2 separate regions of the Mus musculus genome follow, and region 1 is linked to region 2. The links are chromatin loops, found by intact Hi-C in ENCODE. Cell type or tissue: left cerebral cortex. All regions are shown on one strand. Region 1 overlaps Ddx50 (DExD box helicase 50). Region 2 overlaps Ccar1 (cell division cycle and apoptosis regulator 1).

The links. Peaks named below come from ENCODE experiments on the same cell type or tissue, not always from the same donor. Only the 100,000 strongest peaks of a DNase experiment are listed, where the experiment ranks them.
Region 1: a loop joins it to region 2, with 2.8 times the contacts of the local background. A loop is called at or near these places in 21 of 42 quality-filtered maps.

What each region holds. Positions count from the first base shown.
Region 1 is chr10:62,620,185-62,625,184 of GRCm38, reverse strand. It overlaps Ddx50 (DExD box helicase 50), which reads left to right. Exons shown (of 15, transcript NM_053183.3): 11 at 1-40; 12 at 258-417; 13 at 3,662-3,796. Among named protein-coding and RNA genes, the nearest start is that of Ddx21, 20 kb to the right of the region's middle. In left cerebral cortex, no CTCF peak of the experiment used is centred here; no DNase peak of the experiment used is centred here.
Region 2 is chr10:62,760,430-62,765,429 of GRCm38, reverse strand. It overlaps Ccar1 (cell division cycle and apoptosis regulator 1), which reads left to right. Exons shown (of 25, transcript NM_026201.3): 13 at 1-163; 14 at 896-1,106; 15 at 1,907-1,990. Among named protein-coding and RNA genes, the nearest start is that of Snord98, 2.7 kb to the left of the region's middle. In left cerebral cortex, no CTCF peak of the experiment used is centred here; no DNase peak of the experiment used is centred here.

The sequences.
Region 1 (5,000 bases), 140 kb after region 2:
CAATGGATTTAGTTAAATCTAAAAGCATGGATGCCATCAGGTACGCTTTCTGACCTTGCTGAGTAACCCCTCTTCTGTAGTCGACTTTCATCTGTAAGCTCTCCTAGTCCAAACTTGAGAAAATGCTAGTCAAGGGCTTTACCAGAAGACATTTAGTTACATTATTCTATGAAATGTTACTTTTCCCATTCCTGATTTTGTCTTTACCTTTTCCCCTGTATCCTGACCAAGAACATTTACTTTTTTTTAAACCACAGGTCTCTGGCTTCTGTTTCTTATGCTGCTGTTGATTTTTTCCGACCATCAGCTCAAAGACTGATAGAAGAGAAGGGGGCAGTGGATGCATTGGCTGCAGCATTAGCTCACATTTCTGGTGCATCAAGCTTTGAACCACGATCTTTGATAACTTCTGATAAGGTAGAAAAGTGTGAAGTGGTATTTGGCTAGATATGGTTAAAACTTAGCTGTAGCAGGTTATAGCACATCACTGAAATGCTTCATTGATTTCTTCAGTATATTGGGGTGTTGTTGCTGTTGTTTCCCTTTTTCGGTCTAGAAAACTCTTCCTCTTCTCATCTGATATACAAGCCTGCAATCCAAGCAGTAGGGAGAAATACTAGTAAAATAAACACCATCCACATTAATTCAACAGCTGTTAGTATTCTGTAACCTATGTTTTACATTCATTCTTCTGTAAACTATTTGAAAGTTGAAACATGAAGGCATTATTCTTAAATATTTTAATTTGTATCTTCAAAAAATAATGACATTCTACTTAATTAAAATATCACAGTCTAATCTGCTAACAAAGATAGTTCCATGTTAATAATATCTGTAGATTTGCTTCTGTCCATACAAAGCATAGCTCTCACTCCAAAGGGAATATGAAGTAGTTTAGTTTTGAGCTGTATGCCAGTTACCATGATTTGGATTTAGTTTGACAAGAAGGATATGTACCACCACAGAAGTGGTCTCATTTACTTTCATCGTCACAGAAGAAAGTCATGTCAGAAAATTTGCTACATACACTCTTAGGGACATCAGGTAGGCGGGTTATAGCCAGGTGAGGAAATCATTTGATGATACAGCTATCAGATTCATAGAAGCTATGGTCTGCTGAGATTGTGAAGTTTGTTGGGTTTTGTTTTACTGGACTGTTGAAAGACTGTTAGGTCAAATACAGAGGTAGGTGTTGAAAGGCTAGTAGGAAGTTGAAGTGGGGAGATAAAAAAATTCCAAATATAATTTTTGCTCTGGATTTGCAATATACCATCTTACTTAAGTTTTTATCTGTCAGCCACCCTGATAGAATCTTAAGCACAGGCATGGCTTGTGGCTTCCTTGCCTCCTAGGAATTTAGTTTATTTTATCTTCACAAAAGTGTCTGAAGGATTTCTAGATAAAGAAAAGAAAGTCCTTATTTTGTACCGTGTGGTACCAACTGAAGCTGGAGTTTTCATTTTGTTAGTTGCCAAGGATCTGCAAAGTGAGGCAAAGTAAGGATGTGCAGGGGTGTTGACGTGCTTGAGTGAGTATATGCGTGGCACTCATATGGCCTGCCTCCAGGTTAGTGTCAGATAGCAGATATACCACACCACAGCCATTCGTTGCAAATGGGTCACAGATTTGTTACTTTAACTGGGATATAAGTGGGGTTGAGGTAGGGGGTATGAGCCTTAAAAGGGGACAAGGGAGGTAGGAATATCAGTTGCCTTATAAAACTCATTTTAAAACTATTTTACTCTCTGAATAGTAATGTATATGGTCATCCTTTAGCACTGAGTAGATAGACCATCCCTAAAATTTCATCAAATATAAAATATAAATATTATATAATATACAATAAAATATAATATATAAAATATATTTACCAGGAGAAAAGCCAGAAAAGGTAGCTCATATTTGTAATCTCAGTACTCAGGAAACAGAGACAGTGGACTTCCAAATTTGAGACTAGCCTGTTGAACATAAAAAGTTTTAGGCCATCCGGGGCTACATACCGAAAACTTGTGCCAAAAAAGAAATATCAACCCCATGGGTACCCCTGGCTGGCCTGGAATTCACTGTGCAGGCTGGGTTGGCCTAGAACTCACAGAGATTCCCCTTGCTCAGGGATGCACCACTGTGTACCATCTGGTGTATTTTATTTTATTTTAGAGATAAAGTCTTATATATCTCAGGTTGGACTTGAAGTCACAACAGTTCTTCTGCTTCAGCCTCTCAAATACAAAAACAATTTTTAGGGCAGATGGTGGTAGTGCCTCTCCCAGGAGACAGAGTCAGGGGATCTCTGAGTTCAAGGATAGCCAAAGCTGTACAGAGAAATCCTGTCAAACTAAACAACCAAAAAAAAAAAAAAAAAAACAATTTTTAAACTGTACTTTTAAAGACAATGTTAAGGTACTTTTGAGGTCACTTATAGCTAATCCCTGTCCCGTGAAAATTCTTTGATTGGCCACAGAAATGCTTATCTGCATTCACAGTACTTGGCAAGCAGAGGTAGGAGAACTGCAAGTCTGAGGCCAGCCTGACCAAGAACCAACCATTTATTAGATAGGTCATTTGACTTGTAATTAAGTATTTTGGGAACAAGGTATTAATGGCTTGAAATTTTTCCCCTTCCCTCCCTCCCTCCCTCCCTCCCTCTCACCCCATGTCTAAGTTTTTGCCTGAACCTTATGCATGCAATGCCTTAGGAAGCCAGTGGAGAGTATCAGGTCCCTGGGACTGCTACCTTATAGAGGCTGGGAATTGAACCAGGGTCCTATGGAGGAGCAGCCAGTGCTCTATAACCACTGAGCTGTCTCTCCAGCCCTGATGTTTACAATGAATGACCTGTAGTGCATGTCCTGCGGGGTATTCTGCTTGCTACTGGTATGACTTCATTTTTTATCACTCTCTTGACTTCTCCAGTTATCTGAATCTATTTGACCTACCTTCTTCATTTACCAACTCTTGCAACTCTTCATGCTTACCCATTTTCTCGGCCCCCTTCCTCTTATTTTGGCTTCCTCCTTTATTTTGGTCTCTGTTCAGATATCACCATATGAGAGAAATCTTTCCTGATTATCCTGGTCCTCTTCTTCCTTTTTTTTCTATTTCCCAGCCCTTTTGGGTTACTCTTCCTGCCGCTTATCGCCGGTGTTGTATAAACTTTCTTACTATCTCTACCTCAACTCCCCACAAGAAGGCTATGTCCAGGAGAGGAAGGTCTGTTTGTCATAAAATCTTTATTCCCTATGTGGTTTCTGGTACATTGTAGGAACTCGTCACTATTTTTATGTGGTAGTCCTCCAAAAATTTAAAGATATTGATGTCTTTTTTTCACTGCTAAGTAACTGCTTTTTTAACATTTCCTGATTACTTTACTACTTTTCCTCCCAACTCTTCCTGTGATGTTCTGATCTAATTCTGTCTTGTAATGTGTAGGACATAGTCTCTGTGTGCTCTATAAGAGCAGTGTACAGAACATGTAAATAGTAGTCTTCTAGTATAGTTTCAGTGAAGTTAGTTTTCAATAGCCATGTTGTGCTGTTGGCACTCAGATACCACACAGATATTGCATGGGACCTGTGTAGTTGACTCAGGAAGCACCGTAGTCAAACTTCATTGTCCTGCTGCTGATTTTCTCCCAAATCTAATAGGACTTTTATTTCTAAAGGGGTTTGTGACCATGACTCTGGAGAGCCCAGAAGAAATACAGGATGTCAGCTGCGCTTGGAAGGAACTTAACAGAAAGCTCAGTAGTAATGCTGTGTCTCACGTAACCAGAATGTGCCTCCTGAAAGGAAATATGGTAGGATTATGTTCATAAGACTTCCATGATCAGCCGGGCGTGGTGGCGCACGCCTTTAATCCCGGCAGAGGCAGGCGGATTTCTGAGTTCGAGGCCAGCCTGGTCTACAAAGTGAGTTCCAGGACAGCCAGGGCTATACAGAGAAACCCTGTCTCCAAAAACCAAAACCAAAACAAACAAAAAAAGACTTCAATGATCTGTCTCCTCCTCTTTTTATGGATGATTAATACGATTTTATCACAGTTTTGGATTGTTCCCAACAATTGTGGGTTTATATAAATGATATATTCCTTCAGAGCTTCATGTCATTCTGTTTTGACTAATACTTAAGTTTTTGTTGCTATAATTACTTTAAGACAGGGTATTCCTATGTAGCCCAGACTGGCCTTGAACCCAGGACCATTTAATGAATGTTAGGATTGCAAGTAGATTAACCCTAAGACTTAAGTGATCTAAATTCCTGCTATGGCATACTTACTGTGTGTGTTTATTTTTTAAGACTAATTTATGTGTGTAACGTTTAAACAGCTCTTGGAAATACAGATTATTTATTGTACTCTGCTATTGGTTGTTAACAAGATTAATGATAATCTTTTTCTGTGAGGCAATATTTCATTATTGCCCAGGCTAGCCTTGAGCTCTTGCTTAATTTCATTCTACTTCTAAGATAACAAACATGTTCCTGAGTAACTTTCAGTAAAATGAACTTGTAAAATGAAAACTTACAGTAAAATGAAAAGCTTTTTTGTTTGTTTTTCCTTTTTTGGCACTGGGTCTCTTTACATAGCCATGGCTGCCCTGGAACTCACTATGTAGATCAGGCTGGCACACTCAGATACATCTGCCTCTGCTTTCTGAGTTTTGGGACTAAAGGTGTGGCTACCTATCCATCTTAAAGCTTAATCTTAGTGATTAAGATTTCTTTTAATGTTTTGAGAACTGTTATTTGTCTGAAATTACTATAGACTTGTTGTATCTTAAAAGCTGTTAACCAGATTGTTTATTAGAAATTATTATTATCTCTCAACTCTGTGAGAGAAAAACTTTCTTATCCCTGTTTTAACTTTTGGAATCTTAGTCTTTTGCAGTGCTAGGGTCTGACCCTTTGACTTGTATATCATAAGCAAGTACCATTCCACAGACCTGTGTTCCCAGTTCTCACTAATATTTTAAAGAAATCAGAAGGACCATTTTCATTTGGATT
Region 2 (5,000 bases):
TAGTGGGAATGAAAGGCAAGGATGAAGCCATGGCCATTGGAGGCCACTGGTCTCCTTCGCTGGATGGACCAAACCCAGAAAAAGATCCCTCTGTGTTGATTAAAACTGCCATTCGTTGTTGTAAGGCTCTGACAGGCATTGATCTAAGTGTATGCACACAGTGGTAAGTACCAATTCATTTCTCGATTAGGAATGGTCTTCTAATAGTTTATGTAGCTGTTCTTGTCAATCAGCCTTTCCCCTTTCCTTATTTTATCAACACTGGTCATGCAGGAAATCTCAAAGGAAAAATCCCCATTTGTAGCAAAAGTTTGTTTGGTGCCAAAATGTTTGGGGGAAGGGGCTTTAAGAACTAATCAAAATACACTGAAGTTTTAAATGTTTCATTATGCTGTACTTTGGAAATTGGATGTATGTTGAAAATACTTTTCATTTCATGTATAGCTGGAGAAGATCGTCCAGAGAGAACTTCATTTCATTATAATTCCTGTGTTATAAAGTGATGTAGTTGCTGATTATTTTTGTTCAGCCATATTTTCTCTTGAGGCTTATTTGTCCTGTGTATTTTAGTGTTTTTCTTACAATTTAATTAAGAATATTCTTTTTTTAGCACATGAAATCTGAACAGCTTTCCAGCTTCTTCAGGTATTCTATAAAATATGGGTAGCTCTGTAAACATATCAGAAAATTCTTTGTGGAAATGTATTCTTTTAACCAATAAACTATTATCCAAATGTACCAAAAGAGGAACTATGGCTTCTATAATTTTTTTTTCTTTAGACCAACCTCAAGTTCTTGCAGCAAAATTTCTTTACTTGATGTGCTACAAGTGAACTAGGGTCTTTAAAATGTATTGTAGAATTTTTTTTCCAACATGCTTCTTCCCTTGCAACAGGTACCGTTTTGCAGAGATTCGCTACCATCGCCCTGAGGAGACCCACAAGGGGCGTACAGTTCCAGCTCATGTGGAGACAGTGGTTTTATTTTTCCCGGATGTTTGGCATTGCCTTCCCACCCGCTCAGAGTGGGAAACCCTCTCCCGAGGATACAAGCAGCAGCTGGTCGAGAAGCTTCAGGGTGAACGCAAGAAGGCTGATGGAGAACAGGCACTGAACGCTAATCCCTTTTTCTATTTCCGCTTCTCACAGGCACAGGAACACAGGCACAAATGCACACCACACACTACATAACAGACACACATGGAGGAACATAACTGGTAACAGCGACTGGTAATCCAGCTTTCAGCAGTATAGTTGCATTTTCTTTTCTCATAAAAATCTGTCTATTATGCTGACTTAAATTTAAGAGTGCTGAGACCTCAGAAGTTGTGCTTACAGTGCACAGAAGTTTGTTTTATCATAGGTCTATTTGCTGGAACCTGGCACCAGTTGTTGAGCAAGATTCAGTATTAAGCCATTTTAAACATTTTGCCATTTTCTCAAATTATAAAAATTTTCTCTTTTACGGTCATCAGTTCTAGTCATGGATATTTGAAATTGGACAACCACAAGTCTGAGAGCTTTGAAATTTCAGGCTATGTGGCAACGTCTTGGGTACATTTCAAAGGTCTGCCTAAATCAGTCTTTGGGTGGTTTGAAAATTGGGGCAAGATCACACACTGTGTGGTTAGTGGAGACCGGCAGTGTCTGTGTATCCCGATATCCTTTGTGTTGTAATTTATCACCCTTTTGTGTTTCACAGATCTGGCTTTGATTGGCTGATGTCTTTGTGGTCAGTTAAAAGTGGTAGAATGTATGGATGTGGACTTGCCTAAATAATAACTTTAGGAGAAGACAATCTGAAACATTGTGACCTTGCACAGATCAGCAACAGACTTTAAAAAATAAATTACTTATGTATTTCTAGGTTTCAGAATAGTAATGTTGTTCTCAACTTTGTATGTTAGGATGAAGAAGAGAAGGATGATGGTGAAGTTAAAGAGATCGCCACTCCTACCCATTGGTCTAAGCTTGATCCAAAGGCAATGAAGGTAACTGAAAATGTAGACATATATATTGTGTATATACACACAATAACAAGTAAAAATTTTAAATTTCTGAACAGAAATTAGTAAACTTATTGAGACTGAAAATAATTACTTGAAGTGGGAAATGTAATGTGATGATTTATAGGTGTGATGGTTTATATCCATCGTGTCAGGATTTAGTGGGCAACAGCAGGAGGATTGCCATGCATTTCAGGAGAGTGAGTTCTAGGCTAGCCTAGCCTTTAGAGGGAGACCTTGTCTGTAAAAGGTCTGCAGTGTAGGGCATGGTGGCACACACCTTTAATCCTAGTGCTTGAGAGACAGAAACAGGCAGATCTCTGAGTTTCAGAGCTAGTTTTAAGACAGATTGGGGGAGAGAGGATCTACACAGAAAAAAAACCTTGTCTCAAAAATCAAACAAATAGATGAATAAATATAAAATGAAAAAGGTTTGGGCATTCAAAGTCAAGTTTTCTGGTTGTCTTTAACTCTGATGTCTTGTGTTTGTACATATATAAATTAAAGTGCCTATGTAGTTCAGGTGCAGTGTCTCAGTGCCTCCAGTACAACTATGTTGATAGTGCTGTTTTCTGGTTTGGGAAGTGACTAGAACTATAGAATTTCTATGGCTAAATAACCTAAATTTAAGGAGAATAGAAGAGACATAGGAAAAAGGTAGGCATTAGTGGTGTACACCTTTAATCCCAGCACTTAGGATGCAGAGGCAGGCAGATCTCAGAATTCTAGGCCAGTCTGGTGAACAGAGCTAGTTCCAGAACAGCCAGCACTACACAGAAGAAATCCTGTCTTCAAACAAACAAGCAGAAGGTAAATCTCATTTATTTTATATGTTTTTTTTTTTTTTAGGTCAGGGTTTCTCTGTAGTAGTCCTTGCTATTCTAATACTTGCTTTGTAGACTAGGACGACCTCAAACTCAGAGATCCATCTGCCTCTGCCTTCCACATGCTGGGATTAAAGGTGTAGGTCACTACCCAATGGTAAATCTGATTTTTATAATAATTTTTAAAGTAAAATGTAGGTAAGCACATTACTAAACTGGGAAAGAAAGACTGTAAACCCTTGATTCAGGTAGCTGAGAGACTGTGTCTGTGCAGTAGATCTGGACTAGTGCTTATTTGTGTCAGGTCTGTGGTTTTGAGACAGGGTTTCCCTGTGTAACTCTGGTCTAGCTGTGTAAATCTCATTAGCCTTAAACTTCACTTGCCTCTGAACTCAGAAATCCACCTGCCTCTGCCTTCCCAGTGCTGGGTTTAGAAGCATGGCCACCATACCCAGACCAGTGTAATCATTTTTATTTATTTTTAATTTTTTTACAAATCCACTTTTATTTATTTAACTCTCCATTAGTTTAAATCCGGGGTGGGAACAGCATCACACGGATTCTGTGTCCAATGGTCTTTGCAGGAAGGTTGCTTCAGAATTTGGAACCACACCACTGTTTGCTTGGGCCGAGTTACTTTTCCCCAGATCGCTCTGGTTTTGTTTGGTTTGCCTCAGGAGTCACTTGCTTTATACACATAAGCACATCTCTTTATACACATAATCACATAAGCAGAACTCCGTTTCATCTCGTGCCTTCAATTTTAAGAACAGCCTTGTGCCTCTCTTTGGTTCCATAGACCTCGCTTGTAGCCAGCAAAAATGGCCTTGCACCACAGCCTTCCTTCCAGACAGACTTGCTTTTAGAAGTCCTGTTCCCATTCCCAGCAGGCCTCCACAAGCGCCAAGATGGCGGAAAGAGACCCAGTATAATTATTTTTAAACTTCACATTCTAGTTAGTATAGATTCTGTGTTTTGTTAAAAAATATTTATTCTTTATTAAACATTAAGTTATTTTACTGTTTTGGTGGGTGGTCATAGCACTTGGCAAAATACATATATAAAAAATTACATATTTCTTCCCTTTCCTTTAAGACAAATTCTTACACTGTTATTTTTTAAACTGGGATACTTACCTGGCTTAAATGTTCTTAAGCATTTTAAAACTTGTTTAGGGACCTCAAGAGATGGCTAGGTACGTAAGAGTGGATACTGCCTTTTTAGAGTTCCCCTGCATTCACATGGGAAAGCTCAGAGCTTCTTGTAACTTTAATTCCATGTGGACCTGATACCTGTGGCCTTAATGGGCCAACACACTTGTGTGTACAGACATATACACATATTCAGAAATAAAAATAAAACGTGTTTTACATCCAGGTTTGCTGATTTGTTCTGTAATTGAAATACTTGGGAGGTAAAACAGAACGATCTGGAGAGTTCAAGATCTGGCCCTGCCACATAAGCCAGTTTGAGCAGCCTAGGCCACAGGCTGTCTTAGTACAAAGGAAGAGTCAGGGAGATTGCTCAATGGGTAGAGCCGCTGCTGTTCACGCCTCACACTTTCCAGAAACACAAGTGAAACACCAAGTGTGGTGGCATCTAGGAGAGCAGCCGAAGCAATAGACCCGCCACAGCCTGCTAAAGGCAGGAACTAGCTCCTGGAAGGTTGTCCTCTTACCTGTGCCATGGCAAATGTGCATTAGTGTACACACACAAGAACAGGCTTTGCATTCTTTTGTATTCTCAGAAGCACTGTGAATAGCGTCTCTTAACACTGAACTTGGCTTTGTGAAATAGAGTCCCAGTGCATATAGCCCTGGATTGCACTAATCTTGTACTAATGTACAGTGTCCCTGTGTGGACCACACTAATCTTGAATTCACAATTTTTTTTTTCTTTGATTTTTCGAGACAGGGTTTCTCTGTATAGCCCTGGTTGTCCTGGAGCTCACTTTGTAGACCAGGCTGGCCTCGAACTCAGGGATCCTAGGATTAAAGGTGTGCGCCACCACGCCCGGCTTTTTTTTTTTGTACAAATGTTTTTTTAAAGAGTTATTATTTATTTTATTCATGACTACACTGTAGCTGTCTTCAGACACACTAGAAGAGGGCATCAGATCCCATTACAGATGGTTGTGAGCCACCATGTGGTTGCTGGGATTTGAACTCAGG